Regions from separate parts of the Mus musculus genome. Here all the other regions are linked to region 2. The links are chromatin loops, found by intact Hi-C in ENCODE. Cell type or tissue: left cerebral cortex. All regions are shown on one strand.

Region 1 (8,000 bases), 400 kb before region 2:
TTTCATAGAATTCCTTGTGACTGCCTCTCTGAAGACACTTGTTCCATAAAGAAACCAGGTCTTAATTAATGTCTCCTACAAGTGGTTTCTGACTTGCAGATCGTCCTGGTGGACTTTGTTCACGTGAGTATCACCGATTATCAGGCCACTTTCAGGAAGGCCCCTGGTCTTGGCTTCCATCCAGGCTGTTAGGTGAAATTAGGCTCAGAAACTCTGATTATTGCCTCCCCAGGGAGACGGCCAACAATAACTGCTCGTCTCAGGCTACTTGCTGGAGTGGAGGTGTTGCTAGTCACAAAGCCAATTTGTTAACAATTAGTATTCATTTGATTTATTTCCTGTTATCGATTCTAATCATTCGACAAGACACTTCTGGAAAATTGGACTCCAAAAAGTATGTAGAGAGAAACAATGAAACATTTTTAAAATCTTCTGTGATTCCAAGCCAGAGTCACAAGTATACAAGTAATTATTTTTGCTTTTAAATCCTCCTGTTATCCTGTCCAGTATAAACTGTGCTTGGACAAGCACATACTTCTTAATTACCAGAGGTTTTTGGATAAGTCATTGATGAAACAAAAGAAATTGGCTTTTAGTAATCTCTGTAGTTGTCTGTAATGTATCTTTAAGGGACTCAAACTACTACCTTGCAACCCAATGTAACTATTTGTGAGTGTAAAATTAAATAAATTAATTCTTTTATTTGCAGATCTAAGCTTCCTCTTTAAGTCTATGTTCACCTTTGCATAGTATAAATTCCAAATATAGAGCCCCAAATGGAATCACTGTGCATTACATTAGAATGTAAATATCGCCAGTGTCAGCATCCTGTAATATTATATATGACTTTAATAAAATTAGCATAAATACTATATACATTGGTAATTTATCTAAGGAAGTCGATTGTATTTATCTCATTTTTAAATATAGATCTACATGCATTATGGTGCTTCAAATGTCTATTTAATGGACATGCCCTTATTATCTAATTAAAATATTTATTATCTGTTCCACTGTCATCTGCTCTCACTTGCTTGAATGTTCTTTATTTGCAGTAGGACACTATGCCTTGCATTTTTTTCTGGGTGCTGATCTTAACAGATAACCCACTCAATCATTTCTACAGGGTCAAAATTAAAACTGAATGAACCCTCCCCACCCACACCCCCACTCACAAACACTTTCATCCTTTCTTATACCATGCATAATTTCCATTTGTTTCTGGATTTATTTTCTAAATTTAAATAATTGCCCTTATTCGCCTTCCCTGTATTAAATACTGTTGAAAACATTTCTTGTCTTTGTTGCAAAACACGGAGTTGTGAACGAAGTAATTTCTGTTTCTCATTTTTTTATTACCATATTAGAGGCTTATACCAACGGAGAAATTAAATGTATGCTCTTTTAAAAATGTCCTACGTTCAACCCCTCTATCCTTAATAAACAGAGATGGTATTGACACAAGTGAATTTTGTTTAACCACACTACATTTGCTTCTTAATTAGTGAATATTCATCTGTCATCAGCAGCAGCTATGACACCCCACCCCGCTAACATGTTCTGTCATAAATAATCAATGAGGCACTATTAATATTCATGAGCTGGAATCTGTGTAGTCATGTGCACTGATGCAGAGACAGGGGGAGTGTTGCCATGAACTGACTGGAAACTCTGTGTGTATCGTTGAGCGCAAGATACTTCGGGAACGCGGAGAGCATGCACCCTGGCTTCTGCTTTCCGCTACCAGCGGTGGTGTGTCTGATTCTGGATCCAATTGACTGATGACAAACAGTCCCCAAGTCTGGAGGGAGATTCCCTTTTAGCTCACTTGCCTTTCAGTCCTGGGGAAACTAGAAGATTTGTGCTCTCTTTCTCTCTCTCTCCTCTGCCTCCTAGAATGGGCTGCAACTTGTGCACTTTTCAGAAAAGAGAGGAACATTACAAACTGCTCTACGAAGTTTCCCAGGTGAGTGCAGGTCTGTCCGCGAGCGGCAACTAAGCAGCCGGGGCTTTGTGTTCATCTGAGCGATGGGAACTCATTTCTGGCTTGCTTGATTTCTGTCTTTCAAGTGCATTTCGGAACCGAGGGCCGGCTTGCTGTTTAGGGGCTTTTTATTTGAGGTTTGGGTGGCAGTTTTCAGTTTCCTTGCCACTCCCCCTTCAGATGACTTCCTGTGGGATTCTTTTAGCGTTTTTTTGTGTATCGGCTGCCAAGATGTCTGTCAAGTCAGAGGAGCAGCGCTGAGATCCTGGACTGTAATCTTTTGAGAGCCCTCTCTGGTTTTGGGATCATGTTGACATTTGAAAAATCAATTGTATCATTGTCTGCATAAATACTGGGAGTTAATAGGTCTGTGATCTCAGTTATTTTGAATAGACAGGAAAAGTTTCTTGCCAAATCTGGTTAGCCAGAGGAAATTATTTGATTAATGAGACTTTTTTTTTTTTTTTTTTTTTTGCTTTGGTTTAAGAAAAAAATAAAACTTGGTGTTTTTGTATAAGGAAAATACATGATATGTCTTCAATTCAAAAAAAAAAAAAAGAAGAAGAAGAAAAACAAGTTTTCTTACCATCTATTCTTGGCTCCTTGTTCTATTTTTTTGTGTGTTTAGTCCTATAAACTAATAGCAAGCACTATTTCAGTGCACATTTGTGACCTAGGGAAAGCCATATAAATTCAAATATCTCTTTAATGTGTGTCTTCAGACTTTTCTGGTTTGAAAAGGTGGGGGAGACTATATAATTTTAGTCAGCTGCCATAATTTTAATATAACTCTATTAATTTACTGACTATTATTACTATCTACATTGATTTACTATTTATTTTAAGCATTGCTCACATGCAAATGTGTCATCTGGCAGAATAAAGTTTATTTCACCTGTCTTCTAGTCTGCCCCAAATTTGACAGGACTTTTGTTTTTTAAGAGATTATTGCTGACGAAAGACAAGGTTGGGACGTTGGTGGTCTATGGTCCAGCAGTAGCCAAGTGCCCACTGCCTACTGGCTCCCTCAGACTCCCCCTCCCCAACCCCCGGTGTGATTCATTTCACAGTGGGCTAATTACAAAGTGGATTTGCTACACATGAAACAGCCTCCTCAGTTGCAATGTTAATGCACATTTTCATGGTAATGTGATCAGAGGCTCATTAGCCAGTTTCCAAAATGATCCTCTGCATTAATTAAATATAAAAAATGATTCCTTTATCACCAGAGAGAGGAAAAAGAAGATTAACATTGTTAATTACACTGGGGGGCAATACCTTTGGCTTTGCTTTGCAAAAGGAAACCTATAAACTTGCCTAAGTGCGAGCTAAAGTAATGCTGTCTCCTGGATGCGTGCCGCTGGCTCTTGAAAACTGTCTCCAGGTGGAGCACTCGCCTTTAGTTTGCTTCTTAAGAGTTTGACGTCCAGCTTTGGTTTTCTGTGGTCAAGGACCAGGGAAGTGGGTTCATCAATCTGTTGGTGGTGGTTTTTAAATCCTAAATCCAAATTATGTAAAAGCAGAGTGTGGTGGCGCGTGGTGGGGGTTCGGGGTGGGGGTGGGGGTGGCGCGATTCGCATCCCCAATTACGCCTGGCATAAGATGTTTACATCCTGGCGGGGCAGGGTTACTGCCTCCAGTAGGCAGCAGTGTGTTTGCTCAAATGCAGGAGGAGCCCTTTGTTACGGATTTTAAGAATGCCTCTCTGTGAGTTTTGCCTTCAAGTGCTTCCCAAACCTTGAGCAAACAGCTAAGCCATGCCCCTTATTGCCTCTGCCTGGTCTCCTCCATCCATTTATTTTATTCTCTCTCCTCGTGAGCTGCAGTACTTATGGTCTTTAATAAAGGGGTGAAATGAAGGATTAGCTTCCATTTAACTGGCTTTTATTAAATAAGAAACCTCAGCTTAAAGATCTCGCAGGCATTTTTCCAAGAGGGATCCTCCCGCAGCGCTTCCCCAGCTTTGCTGTCTATTTTATTGAGTTAATGGATAAGATAAGATATCAAAGGGAAGCAGTGATAGGCTCGTATAATACACCGAGGGGCTGCAAACTATTTTCTGTTTGTATTTGAGAAAAGGCAGCTCAGAGCACACATGAAAGTCAGCCCAATCTCGAGCAGGTGTTCCAGAGGATACATAGCTGCCCTCTCCCCTCCCCTACACCCCTACTCCAACCGCACCCTGACCTCCCCCACTTCTGACCTCCCCCACACCCCACCCCCAACCCCCCCTTACCTCCCCCACTTCCGACCTCCCAGACTCCATACCCCCCCCCCCACTCCACCCCATAAGAGAGGCTACAGTTCACAAAACCTTCATGAGGCTGGAGTCTGATTTCTAACAAGTGCATTGAGATGAAACTGAGCACACCTGACTGCCCCCAAACTGTATGTTCCTATACTCAGAACTCTCATATAACCTGCATTTTATTTCTTTGTTATTTTTAATAACTGAGGGAAATTCTGGGGGAGTTGGGGAGTGGGGGGGGCAGGGAGGGGGAGAGAGGGCCGAACCATGTATAATTATCAGTGACTCCATAATGTCTTCCCACCTGCAAAATGCATGTTTCTTTACATTAGGATCCTTATAGTTTTGAACTTCCCACATTTCCTCTCTGGATGTAGTGATCTGATAAGCGGGTTATAATTGCAGGAAAAGAGGAAAGTGGGTTCTGGGAGGAGCCTAGGGAGGGAACCTGAATGATGTACTCAGGTGAGGGGGATGTCCTTTATGTTTTGGGGATTTTCAATTTGCTCTTACAGAGGAGCTGAGACTCCCAGTTGGCAGAAGAGATGGACTGTCAACTCAAAAAAATTGTTTTCAGCTGGGTTTGGTCTGGTCGGGGTCTACTAAGAAGCTCTGTGTGTGAGTCTAGGGCTGGGGCACACAAGGGTAACCTTTCCACCAGGCGGTGTCCCGTGCTTTGCAGCCTGATGACATTTATCTGGGCCAGGAACACAGCTGTTTTCCTACAGTGACTTATTTTATGCAAAGTAGGTTATTTATTAACCTCTTAAGAATTAATAAGTGGGTAATTCAAACAATGCCCTTCTAGTGACAAAAGCTGAACTGCCCATTTTGTGTGAACGCGATCGAACACCACCTGGTGCTGAACCTGGTCGGGCATCTCTGACCCTAACAGCACCTCCTCTTCTTAGTGACCCCCAGCACTGGTGTCTAAGCTAATGGTTTCTTAACCTCCTTGCTCATATACATTAATTGTAGAACTTTTTGGTTGATTAAATGATAAACCTATCAATGGTATGCTTTGTACTATTGAGCCATGTATTACAGGGAGGAGCAAATGTGGGAAACTTCACGTTCTTTCCACAAAATGTGTTTATTTCACTTAAATGAGAATCTCTGTTTTTACTTGCCAAGTCAGAGACAAGGTGTTAACTTAACCTTCAACCTCAGAAAGCCAGAGGTTAGGTCATGCCAGTCTCTGTGTGGAGTCCCTATTGTGACCCTATCTTCTTTTGAGTTGATTTTTTGTTTTTGTATGAGACAGGGGTTCTTTCATTGATCTGAATAGCTGAGCACAGCAATGACATCTGTCCTTACCAGCCAGCATCCACGAATCTGCCGCATAAACTAGATATAACCTGAACTGAATGTCAATACCACTGGGCATGGTAGCTGATGCCTGCGCCTCAAGTATTTTGGAGGCTGAGGCAAGAGGGTTGCTGTGAGTTTGAGGGTTGTCTGGACTGAAGTGGAGAAGCCTGCTGTCAAAAAAAAACCAAAAAACCAAAAACCTGAAAGTAAAACATATGTCTAACAATCCCTTCCTGTGTTGTAAATACTGTCCTGGGTGATTTCTCCAAAATGTGTAATCCTTTCCCATTATTTAAGAATTCTGTTTGTTTGCATGTTTGTTTATTTGTGTGTGTGTGTGTGTGTGTGTGTGTGTGTGTGTGTGTGCCTACTGTGCTTGCAGAGGTCAAAGGACAACTTGTAGAAATTGCTCTTTCCTTCTACCATGCGTGTCCTGGGGTCTCTGGCCATAAGGACTGGCCACAGTGCCTTACCTGCTGAGTCATCTCATCGGCCTCCTTTCCCATCATTTCTATATTGATGTTAAGATATCTCCTTGCCTACAGGGTTTCTCAAATCCACATAGTTTTGTAGCTTCTGTTTTTGTGGGTTCTTTTGGGGACCCTTCAGATACCTATTTTCGTCTCACACTATGTAAAGCCAACTCAGAACTTCTTGACAACTCTCTCCATGCTTCCAGACTCTACTCTCCTTGCTTGGGGAGTCATCGGCTGGGAAGGGATATCACTGCCTTCGTTCACCTGGTCAATTGAGCTTCTATAGCATTCTTCCCTCCTCTTCCTCCTCTCCACACCTTTCACTAACTTGGCCATCACAGTAAAAATGCCCCCGTCAGGATTTATTAGTGGGCTGACCTACCCTGGTCACTATGTTGTTATCATTTCCTAGGCCACGTTTCATGGCTCTGGACCCTTATCAAATGATACAGTTATTCTGTCCTTCTTCTCCAAGTGCCATTCCTGAAGACCCTTTATTTACTTTAAATCAGCCTCCCAATTTATGTCCCTGAAGTTTAACACTTTTATCTCCAACACTATTTCTTTATCACTGATTCAAATTTCTCCTCGGGCATAGAAATTTTAGCAATGATCAGTGAAAAGAACTTCTATCTCTCCTTGAGGTCATTAGGGTCCTTATAGATCCTTTGTGCCTATGAGAGGTCCTTCTTCATGTCACTCTATCTATGAGTGAATTGGAAGTTTCTGGAAAGCAGGTTAGGTGCCTGCGTGTCCTTCAACCTATGCTGCCTGCATACCCTCATTTGAGTTGACTGTGATGACTTTCCAACCCACAGCTTTAGAGTCACACCTTCCCATTCACTGCTACATATCTGGAAGCTGCTTAGACAGAGGGCAAATACAAAGTTCAAGTGATTGGAGGTTCTTTTAGCATGTTTCCCTGTCTCATAAATGTAGTCTAGAAAACAGATCATTAGTAATGGGATTGTGGCCAAAAGGAATACATGGTGTTATGCTTACACATATAGTCAATAATATAAAGCAGGCCATGCATATAAGAAACAGAGACACCAAAGAAATCAAACAGATGGATCATATGCAAAGAGAAGACCAAAGAGTAAGTACTAGGATATCAAAGCAGTCTCATTTCCCCCATACAATCCTGGAATAAACTTCTATTTTATTTATGTAAACAAAGTGTGTAGTCCTTACAACCAGAAGAATAAACGAAGGCATGTTCTAATGATGTCTCACTTTTGCTGACTATCCAGCGGGTGACAGAATTCTAGATATGCTGTTCAATTCAATAGGCTTTCTGTAAATAGTGGCTTCTTAAATATATGTCAGGCCCTAGCTTTTGTGATTGGGAACACAAAGAATGTTTCACAAATCCTTAATTTCTTTTTAATTTATTTTTTTTATATTTATTTATTTATTATATGTAAGTACACTGTAGCTGTCTTCAGACACTCCAGAAGAGGGCGTCAGATCTCATTACGGATGGTTGTGAGCCACCATGTGGTTGCTGGGATTTGAACTCCGGACCTTCGGAAGAGCAGTCGGGTGCTCTTACCCACTGAGCCATCTCGTCAGCCCCCACAAATCCTTAATTTTGAGAAATACACAGACTGACAGCTGAGGGGAGACACATCGACATAGTGTCACATAATGTTCCAGGTGAGCATGAAACCAACAGATACATCGATGGGTGGCAGAGGGGTGCAAACACGTCAGAACGACACAGACAGGGAACACGGGAGAGGCAGAGGGAAAGAAAAGTCCACAGAAATCGCAGAACCAAAAGCTGGAAGGCAAACTCTGAAGTCTTTAAAAGAATGAAGTCTAAAGAGAGAAAACTCTAGGCATGGTGTTAGAGTAGACAAGACCAAACTAGACAGTCCTCTGAGTTCTGATCCTTTGTCTTCGTTGTCTCTTTGTCTTCATTTTTTCTTCCTCTCTTCTCTTCTCTTCTTCCTCCTTCTCCTTCTCTTCTTCCTCT
Region 2 (8,000 bases):
ACCTGGAAACATCCTAACTCAACCAGGGACCCTTGAAGCTGCTTACAGACACTGAGAACCAAATAAGGACTCCGAAGGAGATTTGTGGCAACTGAGGATAATGACACATTCAGGGGCCCGCAAAGGAATGTGGGCAGCCAGTCCTAAGACTTGTATTTAAAATGGCACTGTCTGGCTTGGAAGACCAAAGACTCTGCTTACTCTTACCTAATGGAAGCTTCTGGTGGAATGCAAACTCAAGCCCCCATTCTGGCAGGTGAGGAGGTGGGGTTAGAAATTGGGGGAACTCTACATTTCAGGGAACAGAGACAGTTGGTGAGGAGCTCCAAAGGTCACGGGCTCAGAGGGCTTTTTCTCTTGATGGCAGCCCGCGCTGTGCTTGTAAATTCTTCGGAGAGCTTTCACAGAAAAAAAAAAAAAAAAAAGCAAAATTGTGTCCGTTCTGCCCCTCTTTTATCCCTGATTAAATGGTAGAGGATATTTAAAGCACTGTGTTGGATGTATATTTCATGATTACTGTCAGCATTCCTCCATGCCTCCTGTCTCTCATTAGCATGGTTAATTGAGAGCTATAGTATACTGCATTTAAATCTGTAACATTTAACACTTAATAGCCTGGCTGCGCTGCTGCTTCCTGACTCCCAGCCATCTGACACCGCACCTAACGACTCTGAAGGACAGGGCTGCCCTGATGTCATAATTGGACACAACTTATCGGTCACACACGAGAGGCCCCGGCTCTGTTTACTTTTAATTTGAGTTCCAGAAATGGTTCTATTCATCATCTCTCAATGGCAAGCTCGCAAGGGCAAACCGAAAGCTATTGGACAAACACCCTTACAAAAGTACTGTCCCGAGACATCTTCAGTACACAGACACGCCGCCAAAAGTTGGCACTTCTGATGGCCACCTGCGCTCTCATAGTTCAGTTGTGTGACCTCCTGGTTTATTTACATTTCCCAAGTGGAGTATGCCAATAATCTAAATTAGCTGTGAGAGAGACTAGTAGCAAGCAGGTCTACTTTATTCTCTCCATCTGTCTTATACACTAGACAGAAATAGGAAGAAAAGAAAGAAGGAAGGAAGGAAGGAAGGAAGGAAGGAAGGAAGGAAGGAAGGAAGGAAGGAAAAAGGAAGGCAGGCAGGAGCTAACAGAACAGAGAAGAGGGAGGGTGGTCACAAGTATATCTCACAGCTCTGCCTCATGTAAAGCAGGTACAGTTTTTCTATCTGCTTTCGCCATGTAATTAATGGCCTTTCCATTAAAGATTTCTGTGTATGAGTGAATAATATGAATTCGGAGAACAACCAAGAAAGCTGTTGTCAGGCCTTCGATAAACCTAACAGCCACGTGCTGGGATGTTTTTAACCTCTGGGTGGTTAACATACATTGCTGGTCCATCTAAATTTCTAGGCCTTAACTCTTATGACCAAAGAGCAGTCCCTATATTGAAGAGGAAGGGGGACATCACTTTAGATGTCATTAAACCAAAGGCCTGAGATGGGATTGCCCTGGACCACCCAGTTAAGCCCTAAGTGCTACGGCATATGTTCTTAGAGGAGAGTCTTGCTGTCTTAGTCAGGGTTTCTATTCCTGCACAAAGCATCATGACCAAGAAGCAAGTTGGGGAGGAAAGGGTTTATTCAGCTTACACTTCCATATTGCAGTTCATCACCAAAGGAAGTCAGGACTGGAACTCACACCGGGCAGGAACTGGGAGGCAGGAGCTGATGCAGAGTCCATGGAGGGTGCTGCTTATTGCATTGCTTCCCTTGGCTTGCTCAGCTTGCTTTCTCATAGAACCCAGGACCACCAGCCCAGGGATGGCACCACCCACGATGGGCCCTCCTACCCTTGACCATTAATTGAGAAAATGCCTTACAGCTGTATCTCATGGAGGCATTTCCTCAAGGGAGGCTCCTTTCTCTGTGATAACTCCAGCTTGTGTCAAGGTCACACACAAAACCAGCCAGTACACTTGCCTACAAATAAAAGAGAAGGGTGTGTCCTGACAAGCGGCAGGGACCTGGTGATGCCACCCCAGTGGGCTCCCAGCAGCTAGAAATCAGACACAGTGTCTCCCTGTCAGCTTCAAAGGACTTGTGACCCTCTTGACTTCAGCCCAGTGAAGATGATTTAGATTCCTGGCCTCTTTGCCTGTATAAAAATAAATCTGTGCTTTTTGAGTCACCGAGTTTATGGTAATTCATTACAGCAAATACCAGGCACTCACATTAAAAGAAGAAAAAGAGCAGCGGGTGGCTTTGAAAGCCATCTGCAGTGAAGGATCCCTTAGCAAAGCTGTCCCTCAACACCTCCATGCCAGTGCTTCTTCACATTAAGACTCCAAGAATGACCGTTTCCCGCGGGAAAGAGAGCAGCCGAACGCCAAACATCAGCACAAACAGAAGGTGTTGGAGAGACTCCTTAGGATCCGGAGACGGTAAGATAACACAACATGTCAGGAAACACTGGCACTTCAAGAAACGACTGGGTGTTGAAAGAAACGCCCTAGAAACGGAACCGGTTAGAGCAAAAAGCTGGGGGGTGGGGGTGGGGGGGAGGGCTGTTTCGGAAACACTGTGCAATCTGTAATTCTAAAGCTCCCGAGGGAGGGGTTAGTAAGGTTAATCCCATCGTTTTTTTATCTCCCTCCCCCACAGGGCGGTGAAATATCTAAGAGGGCCTCTGAGGTAGCTGGTTAAAATGCAGCCGCTGCACAGCCAAAGCCGGAACTGTCAGGGAACTGAAGCCCCCTGGCCCTGAACCAAATCCCGGCACAGGAAAGCCAGGCTGTTTCTTACAGGAAACCCCATCCAGCGAATGCCCACTGCTGCCAGTGCCTGTGCGCACCCCGGAGACGCATCAGACAACCAGCAAAACCAGGCCCATTGGACTTCACAGATCTCTCCTGGTGCAGCCGGTTCGGAACCTTGTGGAGTTGGCTGCCTGCCCGGTGCGGATGGATCACTTGGGTCTGGGTCTGGGGTCTGGGGTCTGGGGTCTGGGTCTGTCTGGGTCTGGGTTGGTTGGTTGCCTCCACACTTGGACATTTCTGGTGCAGGAGTTCATGAGCTCACAGGTACAGTCCCTGAAAACTACATTGCCAAGGGTTATAACAGATCAGAAAACGTAATTTCCCGCCCCCCCCCCCCGTTCCCACCCCCTACTCCCCTATGCCCTACAGGCCAGGCCGAGGCAGAGGCAGGCTCACAACCACCTGGAACTCTAGTTCCAAAGGACCTGACACTTTCTTCTGGGTTCCAGGGCTCCTGCATCCATTCAGTCTACATGAACTTATGCAGACACACACACACACGAACCATAAAAATAATTTTTAAAATAAATATTAAAAGACAGTGGCGTTTGTAATTGACAGATAGTTGATGGCGGTTGGGGGGGGGGTGGTCTTTAATGCTATGGCCCCTGATAGGTCACCCATGCTCCAGCACCTGGTCCCCAGACCCAGATTGGACTAAATTGACGTGAGATTGGGGGAGAATACATCCAAGAGGAGTTAGAGGGTAAGGGTGAGTATGATCAAAATACATTGTATACATGTGCAAAATTATCAAAGAATTCATTAAAGTATTATCTTTTTCGAATATAGGCTGGCAAGATAGCTAGGTGGGTAAAGAATCCTGCCATCGTGCCTCATGACTCGAATCTGATCCCCAGGACCCACAAGATAGAAGGAAAGAACTGGCAAGCAAATTGTCTACACATTCACTGTCACACACGCATGTGCACACATACCCAAATAAATAAGTGTAGCAAACATAAGCTAATTTTAAAAATAGCTTCTACCTTAATCCTCAGACTATTATTTAGAGATCTTTTTAAGTTCTTATTTTACTTTACATTTTTGAACTTTTTGCCTGCCCTTACAGGAGGGCGTCACATGTGTGCACTATCCCTGGAGACCAGAAGAGGGTGTCAGATAACCTACAACTAGAACGGAATGTCAGCCATGTTGTGCTGGGTCCTCTGTAAAAGTATCACTACCCTTAACTGCTGAGCTGTCTCACTAGCCTAAAGCTTTTTTTTTTTAATGGGGGGGGGGGTGCAGGAAGAGAAGGAAGGAAAAAAGGAAGGAAGGAAGGAAGGAAGGAAGGAAGGAAAGAAGGAAGGATGGAAGGAAGGAAGAGCCCACAATTGCAGAACTTTTAACCACGTGACTTGGGTGCTGGGAACCGAATTTGGATCTCCTGGAAGAACAATAAGTGCTCTTTGCTTCCCAGCCTTCTCTCCAGACCCCATTTGGAGATCTTGCTCACCTAAACCTCTCCATCAAGCACACTGTATCGTTACTGGTATATATCTAAGTCATCCTATTGGGGAGGGAGAGATGATTGCTGCTGTTTGTAAATCTTCCACTCTAGCTCAGAATAGGGAAGAAGCAAGAGTGGGGGTAATGGACCAAATATCTGAATCACTAGCTTTGGTCCTTCTGATGTCCTCTAATGGTGGTGAAGGGAAAAAAATATTACTTTGTTGAAATTCTTGGAAATCCCCAGTTTCAAAGTCTACAACAAACAGCATAGACCTTTGCCATGATAACAGTTGGCAGGGTACAGTTCTCCCACCCATGTGCAGGTAGTCAGAGAATCCTCTCCATTCAGGGCTCTGTATGGACTTTCTTTCAGCCGCTAATCTGTTTAGCACGTAATTAGAAGAGCTTTAGAAAGCATCAGTCATCTTGCTTAGGGTAAGTAATAATTTATGCCAAGGGAGTGGAAAAGAATGCTGATTTCATTTATTTTATCTCCTTGGAGGAAGGTGAACTGATAAAGCCCTATGCAAGACAGTGCATTTTAAGACTTATTCAGAAGGCTAAATTAAAACAGCCGACATATTGATGACTTGTGGATATCTTTAATCTCTCTGTGTCGTCTTTTTTCCCCCCAGAAAAAATAAGTTTTGCATAAATACAACAATCCTTCCCAATTCTTCCTCATTTGCAATGATGGTTGACTTTAAAAGAAAAAAAAAGTTTTTAAAGCCAGCATCCACTTCATTTTTTATTAGTGAATAAATATGTAAAAGAGATATTTAAAATTTAGATACATTCACATTGGTAAGTGCTGGTTCACCACATATTTTCTTCCTGAAAAACAGTATTACCACCCCACTTGGGAGAAATGAGCTTTCTTTGTAGTTAATCATCTGTACAAGTGCAAGGTGGGAGCTGGGAGATAGGAGGCGCGTGCTTTGGGGATGTGGAACCGACTAGAGAAGGCGTGGGTACTGTAGGTGATTTGCATTGAGTACACAGAGTAAACAGCCTGGCCCAGCCTGATTAAACCATCTCCCTGCGATGGATGCAGAATCGGCCTACCCAGCATTAAAATTAGCTTAACCTATCCTTAGAAGGACCACACTGCGATCATTTTCTGCAATGTTAGGAACATAATCTTGTCCATTGTATAATCATATTTGCTATTTCTTTAAGAGAGCCAAAATAGAATATTTAAATGTAGTCTCAAATGCACCCATTTTTAAAATGTAGTGTGTGTGTGTGAGTGTCTGTCTGTCTATCTGTCTGTGAACAGGAATTAATTCTCTCCTTCCACTTTTTGGTGGGTTTCGTGGATGTTAACTCAGGTCATCAGGCCTCATGGCAAGGACTATCTCTGCAGTCATACATTCTGCGTCAGTTAAGGACACTGAGCCACAGTGGGCAGGGAATGGTGTTATGAGGTATTTAAAAAGAGTCAGAAGGGAGCTGGTGAGATGGCTCAGCAGATAAGAGCACTGACTGCTCTTCCAAAAGTCCTGAGTTCAAATCCTAGCAACCACATGGTGGCTCACAACCATCCATATTGAGATCTGACGCCCCCTTCTGGTACGTCTGAAGACAGCTACAGTGTGTTTACATACAATATATAAATCTTTAGGGTAGATCGAGCAGGGACTGAGCGAGCAAGCGGACCAAAGAGAGCAGAGGTCCTAAAATTCAATTCCCATCAACCACATGAAGGTTCACAACCATCTGTACAGCTACAGTGTACTCATATACATACAATAATAATAAATAAATCTTTTTTTAAAATGTCAAAAGGGCAAGCTACCCAAGTCCAGGGCCCTCCAGTGTGGGTCTTTGCATATTTCATTTTTACCGGAAGGGAAATGGTTGTAGATTAAGAGAACATACACACTTTAGACAGAATACCAATTCAGCCCCTAAGAGTACAGGAAATCCATGCCTGAGAAATCTGGGCTTCATTCTGTCAGGGTTTTCCCCTCCAACTTGAACCCTATCAACAAAATACACTATCACTGCACTGGCTCCCTTATCATGTCCTTGAGAGGCCCTGGCCTGGCTCACATGTCTGCCGGCAGGCTGAGAGGAGAGAGCCCAGTCCAGCCAGGGGCTGAAGCAAGATGGTGAATGTCGCAGCCGGATCTCCTGCCTTCTGGAGAACCACCACCCTAAAACAGCCAGCCCGGAGTCTGTCAAAGCAGGAACCCCCTGCTTTTGTTTAATTGTATCAATCTTTTGTTTATAAAGGGCTGAGAGAGGAGGTGGGGTTTTTTGCTGAGGTGAGATGATGTAGGGGGAGGGGAATGGTGATGAAGGGTGTGGGGTGACTGACAAAGCCAACAAAGTTATTCTGTCAGCAGTAGCTAGGCAAAGGCAGGCTCAAGCAGGTCGTGCTGAGTCACTCCAGTACGGAAGTGACTGAGCCAGGCTCGGGTTTGTCCTCAAGGCCCAAACCAGGGCCACATAGGGCCCAACACATGTCCTTGATGCTCACAGTTTCATCGGAAAGAGCACCTGCTTGTTTCCTCTGTGCCTTCCTCTGAAAGGAGGCGGGTGTGCTGGGGGCAAGTCTAGGGGATGTAATATGCATGTGCAAAGCCACTGGTAACAACAGCTCTCCTGAAGAGAGTGGGCTCCTTACACAGAAAAATAAAAAAAGGCAGAAGGCTGTTATTAAACAAACAACCAAAAAAGCCTGTTGGCCTATGCTACCTGTTGGCCTATGCTAATGAAAAGTTCAGACTAGAACAATCTGAATGGCCCTTTGCAGTACTGATCCCAAGACTCTTAAACCTCATATGCTGAAGCTCCTACTATCTCCCGAATGTGACTTAGAAACAGGACCTAAGAGAACAAAGGTTGAGTGGGGTCCTATGAGTGGGTCCATGTCTGATCTGACTGATTCTGGTAGTCAGGAAGTGTAGATGGACCTACACTACACATACACACACATACAAACGCACGCATACACTACAGAAAAGGGACCATGTGAGACACAAAGAGGAGGTGGCCATCTGTAAGACAACAGAGGGGAGCCTCAGAAACGACCACATCTAACAGAACCATAATGAGCTTCAACCCTCCAAACCCATTGAAATAAATTTCCGCTGCCCTGACAATATTACATACCTTCTGAGTAAGACGCGACCTTTTCCTGACAAACCCTTTATATATTTTCAGAGAAACACATGTGCAATCCCACCCTTCCTCAACCAACCTACACACTGAATGTACATGCCAACTAGATGCCACGTGAGTGATATACTCAGACAAGAGAGGATGCTGTCCCTATTTCCAGATGCTTCGAGTAGGAGCTAAGGTGAAGGTGGTAAGTACCCAGGACCTTCTGGGTTCAGGCTCCCTGAATGCCACTGTGGGTTATCAAGCAATCCTCTGCTGAGACTTACACTTCGGGGAATGTCCAGAGGAAGAGCTCCACAGTCCTCCTTTGGCTCCCAGAATTGGTACCAAGGTGTTCTCCATCTCCATCTCAAACACACCAAAATCAGAGGACATGCAGCTGTTTTATATCAGGTGGTCTAGAATTTGCATATACCCTGCAAATATCCCTTTTAATTAAAATAATCTCCAGATTTCTTATAATTAAATGCTTGGTGTGATGTAAATGCGGTGCAAACCGATGTTATAGTGTACTCTTTCAGAATAATGAAAAGAAAGAAGTCTACAGATGCACATTTTTTAAAAAAAATTGTTTTTCCACCCACGTTTGGTTGA
Region 3 (8,000 bases), 550 kb before region 2:
CGGCGTACTTTACTACCAAATATTTGTGATAACCGATCCTTTAAAAGCTAAGACTGCAAGGTGGGATACCAATGAAAATGTATAGAGTAGGTAACCATCAACAGAAAGGTCTTCAGTGCTGAACGACTTCTTATAGTTAATGAGTATTCACTGGTATAAGCCAGAAAGATTCAAGACTATTTCAGAATTACATTCAGCTCTGAAGACTCTCAGGAACATTCTTTGGACAGCACATACAGTATGTTTGTTAGTTACTTATGTCTTCTCCACCTGCCGGTTCCAAGCCTCCACTGAAGCCGGAACAAGAGACATCTTGAAGCAGCCCAGAGCATCTTTAGATGGGGGCACTAACAGTGTTTCCTTGTATTTTGGCAACTCTCTCTCGCTAGAACCAGCATTTTCTGGCCCCAATCCTGCCTTCTATAACCATACAGCATATAGCCTTCAAATACCTGAAGCTATTTAAGGTTAGTTCCCTTCTACTATGTCTCTGGACTAGCCGTGAGAAAAACATGACAGCCAAAGCACCAAATGCAGCCACTATTTGCAAAGCCTCTTGGTGAATTCATATATACACACAGAGAATGCTGGCTAGACATTTTATTCAGCCCACTGATAATTGGGAGCTGATTCTTGATCCAGTGTTTGCCTGAAAACATATCTCTGCAATCAATGTCTTTCTCATTTCTCTGGAATGTATGCTATGTGGGACTATGTCTGAGAATCAAGTGCCCATATTTAAAGGATGAGAAAACTTACAGGATCAAAATGACTCCAGAAAAGAAAGGGTGTATGTGCTTGAAGACAGCCACCCAAAACACCATGTAGTACATGTCTCTACATAGCCTGTCGTTGATTTAAGAACACACATTTTACACGGTTTGCCCCTGATACAAATTATCATTCTCCTGCATCATGGCTGTCTTAGTTTCCTTCATAATACTTATCACCTGTTCTATATTCACCCCTTTGCCTGAAATATTTTACTAGAATATAAATCCCAACATTATTACTTCTCATTGCCAAAACTTTAAATGCTCTGCTCTTCCATACAAAATGGATGTATGGCCAGATCTTTGTCAAAAGCTTGACATGGATGAAGGAGTGACCATCAGAGAGACAGAAGGTACATTCCTTCCGACACACATCCCTATCCACACTCTGTGCTGACATCTCTACTGACTGCATTTCTGATGTTATGTGTCTCTCCCCAAAATGTGGTATAGAGATCTTAATAATGAAATTTGAGGGATAATTGTATATAAGCCCACAGACACGTAGTAAGTGAAGGAGATGAGATTGAATGCATTCAAGAAACGAGAGGCTAGGAGTAAGCTTTGCTGTTAGATTAAAGATCTCAGTGCTACCTATAAAGGAGATTTTATTAGAAAAAAAAAGTAACATACTTGGGACAGAGGAAGTGATAGGTTTGTGTGGAGATTGAAGAAGACCTCGGAGAGACGTGGGAGTTAGACTAGACTAGGAGAATTCATTCATGTTTTAGGGGTAGAGGTTCTTGGTCTGGGAAGTGCCAGTATTATTGGTTTCTTTCTTGGTAGGTGTGCTTCCCAATAGCAATTCTGTGATTATTAACAAGGAGACCTTAATGGTATAATGAGCCTAGAACACTTTTGAAGTCACAACTGTGTAAAATACTTCTTAGAGGGATAGGATGTTTAATCAATAGAGTTGAGTTTCTTTTACTCAAAAAAAGTTCTTTAGAAGGGAGGGGGGAAGTCCCTTAAACATTCCAATAGTTTGTGACCCTCCCAAGACACAATAGTATACCTTTTCTCTGTGGAGTTAAACTTTCATGGGGAAGAGACACCTGGGAAACAAGACAGGATCTGATGCAATCTGTAGGAGCCACCAAGATAACGGTTTTCTAGACTAAGCTGCTCTTTCCGGTTTTAACAAGTTTCCTTAGTAGGGCCTTAGTGAATATAGGATAGTGTTTAAGGAATGAGTGCTGGGCACATTTACCCCTGGGTAACCTGGACTTACTTTGTGTTCAGCATCTATGATAGACTGTTAGGTGTTTATAAAGTATCTTGTTGTAGAAAATTTAAATCCCAATCTGGAGTTTCTTCCCTGCATTGATTATTCAGGTCCAGATAAAAGACACACACAGCCTTTATATTTACCGTATGCCTCCATCAGCTGGGCAGATACCTACCCTCTATGCTATTACAATCTGCTTCCTCTTGAGAACCCTGAATTATTACTTACTATGTCTCATCTGGGCTGCTCTTAACTTCAATTGGTCAGCCATGTTTTCTTGACTCCTAACCCACGGCATCTCTTTCTTCCTCCTTCACCTTCTTTTCCCATGGTTCCTCTCCAACACCAAGCCCAGGAATCCTAAACCCCACCTATGTCTCTTCTGCCAAGCTATTGGCTGTCGGCGACTTTATTCACCAATCAGAAATAATTTGGGGGTAGGGGGGTCAGATAGTGTCACTTGGGTCTATATTCTGACTCTACGTCTCAGAGGCCAGCTGTCAGCATTACAATATACACAAGAGCAAACCTCAACAGTATTCATCAACTAAAACCTGCCAACAAATTTATGAGAAAGGCCTTGACTAAGAGTCATCAAGCTAAACATCATTCCTGAAGGGAGATAAGTCAAAATATTCCCATTTGTAGGGTGTGTGTGTGTGTGTGTGTGTGTGTGTGTGTGTGTGTTATGTGTGAAAAATCACAAAATATAACATGCATAGGCCAATGAAGATAGTTCTTTGTCAGAAATGGGAGCTGCCCAATACCTACCTGTGTTAGTCTTGATAAATCATAGTTCATGGCTTTTGATACTCTCAATACTTCTGTTCTCCTTTAGTTCATAATGCTCTTACCTGCTTTGGTAGTTATTGTGACAAATGGGACAGAATAAAGTGTTGTCAATGGGAATCTGGGTGTGGGCATATGCAAACAGCAACCCACTCATGACTTCCTGAGTGTCAGCAAGTGCTAAAACGAAGCCTATATTTAAAATGTTTGGTCTCAGCAACGACCTACAACCCTTTAACTTGTGGTCTTCTAAGATTCCACCCCATCAATTCAGCTGAACAATAAACATCATGAAATCTCTACTGTGAGAGGGAAGAAGTTGAAACTTTCCAGCCTGAAGCCAGCAGGTGGCAGAAGCAGCCAAGCATCTGAGACGGGGCCTGAAACCCTGCTTCCCACAGCAAAGCTTTTTCTTTCCCATGGAGTTTTTTTTTTTTTTTGGGGGGGGGGTGGTGGTAATAATGCCAAATGTATAAAATCCGTTGCCTCTTCTTACAGGCGCTTGCTGAAAATAGTACAGGCATGAATGTACCACAGCTCAGAGGCTGGCCGGCACTGTCTTCCCTGGTGAGGGAGGGAGGGGGCAGCTTTCATTGCGAACACCTTTTGGCTCAAAAGCTCGGGCATATCCCAAGTATGGTGTCAACAAACAGATGGCCCTCGTCCTCATCCCATGCATGTGTTCATCTGATGCTCAGCTTGTCGAGAGCTTGCCTGGTCCACTTGGGAAGTGGGATGACAACTCTGATGGTACTCAGTGACCATCAGCTGTGCTGGCTTAAGTTAATAATGCTTGTGGTGACAACTAAGGGGCTTTGCTGCTCTTTGGTTTAAAGGAAAGTGGTTTCTATAGAGCACATGGTGGAATAAGAGTGGAGGATAAAATTCACATAAGGATAAGGATGAGTTTTTCTTATGCCTGGCAGAAGGGAAGATAATTTATGTGAGCAAGTAGAAGGTAACATGGAATAAAATGGATATTAGTTAGACACTTTAGGCCTCAGCAAGAAATTTAAGGCTAATGGCTTCCATCTGATCTAAACCCAATTATGCTAATCGTTCTCCTAGATGGAAAAGCCACAGCCGTAAGTCAGCATGCACCCTTGGCACTCCGTGTTTGCATGGACACCAGAGGGATGCTATGGTTCTAATTTTCTGGCTCTACTCAGAGATACGACCTCCCCTCCCTTTTGTTTTGTGTGTGACCTGTTCAGTAATAGGACTGAATGAGTGGGTAGTCCTACATGCTGATTTTTATGTTATATTCAGATGTCCGGAAAGAAAAATAAACAAAGAGAGCTATAGAAAGAAAAGTTATCTTTTCATGCCGGTTAATGTTTTTAATCAAATGGAAAGAGACATTTCAATTCTTATAGGCAGAAAGTTAATGGCTGTGGCAGGCTGGTGTTCACAGTCTGCTAAGCCAACAGTTTATTCACTTTATAAATGGTTGCCTTCTGATATTATGTGAAGAGAGCGGAGGTACATATGGTATGATACAAAGCATTTTTTTTTTTTTGGTATACTTTCCCAGAACCTGACCAGCCTGGCTAGTCATTTATAACCCCATGAATAGATAGGCTTTTATCATCAAAGTCTTACCAGTCAGAATCCCACACCCGATTCAACTTTAGACCCCCTCAGTTACCCCAAAGAAATTCTTCCTGAAACTTTCTAGAAAACGTGGGCAAGTGCTCTTTTTCTCCCAACTCTGTCCAGAGAAATTTGATGTCAACCAAAATATAGATTCAAACGGTGGTCTCAGATCTGTTCAGGATGCCAGATGTCCCAGTCTGCTGTGGTGATCCAGTTCAGCATTAGAATGTGGGCATGGTGACTCTTACTTCTGCGTTAGGCCCACAGCTGAAACACAAAACAGAACATCCGATGTGAGCGCCCTGGCATACGTGTAACATGCGTGAATGGAAAGCATGGCGTGGCAGCCTGTGCACAGCTTATGTGTTTGTAGAGAATGGGATGGAGTGGGTAGAGAATGGGATGTTTATAGGTTACTGGGCTGTCAATGTGTCCTTATCCTCATTCTCTCACTTATAGCCAGCCCAACCCCTGTGACCGAAGGCATCCTAGCTACCAGATAAAAAATTCCAGCCTAGAAAGACTCCTAGGGATCCCTACCACTCTAGATTGTGTAAGAATAATAACCAAAGGAAAAGTAAAATATTATATCTAGGAGCTAGAGAGATGGCTCAGCAGTTAAGAGAGGCTGCTCTTCTAGAGGTCCTGAGTTTAATTCCCAGCAACCACATGGTGGCTCACAATCATCTATAATGGGATCTGATGCCCTCTTCTGGCATTCAAGTGTACATGCAGCAGAGCACTCATACATTAATGAATTAATCAATTAATTAATTAGTTAATTAATTAAACTGTATCTAGCTCTCTTGGCTTTATTTGGTTTCCAGAGTCTATAGTTTAAAAAAAAAAATTCTAAGAAGCTAAAGCACCTTGGATAATTTACAAACTGAACTGAGCAGCAAATACTTGCTTTATCCAAAAGGATCCTTACGGCAGTAAAAGGAAAGGTCAATTGGCCACTTTTATTCAGTTCACTGGGTTCTATTGGGAATGTATAGTAAAGCTTTAGTGGTTTAGCTGGTCTCTGTTTTCCTTTGGTGAGTCATTACGTCCTAGCGTGAGAGAATGGCTGGACCTAGCTCTGGTCTGTGTGAAATATGATTTAAAAACTAATGAATAAAACTAACAATATAGGCATGAAAGTTATTACGACTTTCAAGTTGAACACTAATAATCTGTGAACAGGAGAAGAGAATTTTTGAGACAAAAGAATGGGACATCTTAGACTGGTGTGAAGACCCAACTGTGTGGTGACTATGGCAATTTGCAGAAAAGCACCAAGAAAAACCTTTCAAATATTGAAAATGTTTTTCTATCACTGCTCAGCACCTGGTGGGGAGGAAGCAACAACGTGTGGCCAAGTTGCTGGTTCCAGAACAGATTATGAGTAAGTAAGATATTGATAGCTCGGAGTTTCTCCTTCTCCCACCATGCTTAAGGACACTGCAATATCAGTCGATGAGGGCCAGCCATGCATCTCTGGCAGCTGAGAAGCAATGTCTGTTTAAAACTTCCACCAGCCTTCACTGACCCTGGTGTGTCCAGCAAGCTGAGCACAGTATTAAGCTGTGCTGGGTATTGAGCGGCCATACTGTTGTACCTTTGCATGGAATGAGGGAATGAATAGCATTTCTTTGGGATAGGTAATATCTGCACCAACAGTAGAAAAGGCAGATGTTCGGTATTCACTGGGAGTCTGCTTGAAGTCTTCTGCGGTTTGCCAAAGCCCCCAAGAGTAATGAAAGATAGTGGATCTGGACTTCTCTGTGTTAAGACCTAGCTCCTGCTACACACAGACGCACACAGACACACACAGACACACACACACATACATACACACATACAAATACACACATACACATACACCGCACACACACATACACACACACCACATACACACACACATACACACACATACACACATACACACAAACACACACATACACACACACATACATACATATACACACATACACACACATACACACACCGCACACACACACACACCACACACACACATACACACATACACACAAACACACACACATACACACATACACACACATACACACACACCACACACACACACATACACACATACACATACACCACATACACACACATACACACACACCACACACACACATACACACACACCACATACACACACACACACATACACACATACACACACACATACACACATACATATATACACACATACACACACATATACAAATACACACACACACACACCGCACACCGCACACACACATACACACACACCGCACACACACATACATACATGCACACACACATACACACACCGCACACACACACAGACACACACACACACAGACACACATACACACACACACACCACACACACACACACCGCACACACACATACATACATGCACACACACACATGCACACACCGCAGACACACACACACACACACACACACACACACACGGCTGCTCATACCTTCAACTATGTAACTAATCCAATACCTTTTTCTTCTTTTGGTAGTTTTTCTTCCTCTAGTTCACTGGTAATGGTTATTGGATCTTATTTCTTAAGTCTGACAATTTCCCCAGCTTAGGCATAAAACCCCAGGAAGGCAGCCTTTGTATCTGTTTTATTATAACTGGATGTTTCCAATGACTTAGAGCAACAGCAACATATTTGGGTGCTGTGAAATGGGAAAGGGTCATTATATCCAAACATTAAGTCTTTAGAAGAAAAATCTCATGTATAAATTTGCATTTTAAACTCCAGAAAGGGCACTTGAAATAATAGATTTAAATTAGGAGACAAATTTGTGATCTAATTGGGGTTCTTCTAGATACGTAGCCGGGCACAGACATATCAGGGGCTTAGATGTCTAATTTGTGATTGAAGCAGTTAAACTGAGTACCAACACTCTGTCAGCTCCAAACTATATCTATTGAATTCTTGATGTCTAAAACCAACTCTGCCTTATTAAGAGTATCAATTACCCTTAAATTAGCTTTTATTCGTTACATCCCAACTACTGTTTTTGCATAGGACAGAAAAGGAGATTGCTAAGTCTACTGTAAGACCTGAGTACCATCTGTCTATGCAGCCTGACTAATATCGGAAAAAGGAAGTTGTAAAATTAAAAGGTGCATAAAATGTGGGAATCCACAAAAAAAAAAAAAAAATCAAGGCATCATCTCAAAATGTGTCTTTAGAATGGGGCATTTCACCATCAGAGACAAGAGAAGCAAAAGAAGACAACCAAAATAATGGAGAATGGCAAAATCCTGCTTTATAAATCCATTTCACTGTTCCTTTTTTTGGGAGGAGGGACTAAGCATCACCCAGAGCTGTCATTTGGCGTGTAGAAGACCCTACTCCTCCCAAGGACTTGCAGTGGAAAATTTTGTGTCCCTTGGGACTTTCCCTCCAGTTTCTCCTTTACGCAGCACTGACATTTCTGCAAATCTCCTCTAAATATTATGAGAGATAAAAGTGGCTTTTTATTTGCCATGCTAGCCATGACGTGGCATTGTCCGAGCAGTTCCTCTGAGCTTTACTGAAGCATGTCAGCAGCCCCCAGCAGTAACATTTGCTCCGCCTGCTGCGAC

The links. Peaks named below come from ENCODE experiments on the same cell type or tissue, not always from the same donor. Only the 100,000 strongest peaks of a DNase experiment are listed, where the experiment ranks them.
Region 1: a loop joins it to region 2, with 6 times the contacts of the local background. A loop is called at or near these places in 3 of 42 quality-filtered maps.
Region 3: it touches region 2 in a loop (2.7-fold over the local background); 3 of 42 quality-filtered maps call a loop at or near these places.

Annotation. Positions count from the first base shown.
Region 1 is chr15:92,595,471-92,603,470 of GRCm38, forward strand. The region is part of intron 3 of Pdzrn4 (PDZ domain containing RING finger 4); the gene reads left to right. Among named protein-coding and RNA genes, the nearest start is that of Gm52207, 89 kb to the left of the region's middle. In left cerebral cortex, CTCF peaks have their summits at 1,631 and 3,352; DNase peaks (open chromatin) are centred at 1,836, 2,155 and 3,371; H3K4me3 peaks cover 2,409 bases; H3K27ac peaks cover 426 bases.
Region 2 is chr15:92,999,508-93,007,507 of GRCm38, forward strand. It overlaps Gm30085 (a long non-coding RNA gene), which reads left to right and starts at 2,003. Exons shown (of 6, transcript XR_384349.4): 1 at 2,003-2,444; 2 at 2,665-2,957; 3 at 7,446-7,593. In left cerebral cortex, CTCF peaks have their summits at 3,911 (motif pointing right), 5,838 (motif pointing left) and 6,040; DNase peaks (open chromatin) are centred at 2,236, 2,729, 5,250 and 7,497; H3K4me3 peaks cover 739 bases; H3K27ac peaks cover 927 bases.
Region 3 is chr15:92,444,631-92,452,630 of GRCm38, forward strand. The region is part of intron 3 of Pdzrn4 (PDZ domain containing RING finger 4); the gene reads left to right. Among named protein-coding and RNA genes, the nearest start is that of Pdzrn4, 52 kb to the left of the region's middle. In left cerebral cortex, CTCF peaks have their summits at 3,138 (motif pointing right) and 5,091 (motif pointing left); a DNase peak (open chromatin) is centred at 3,296.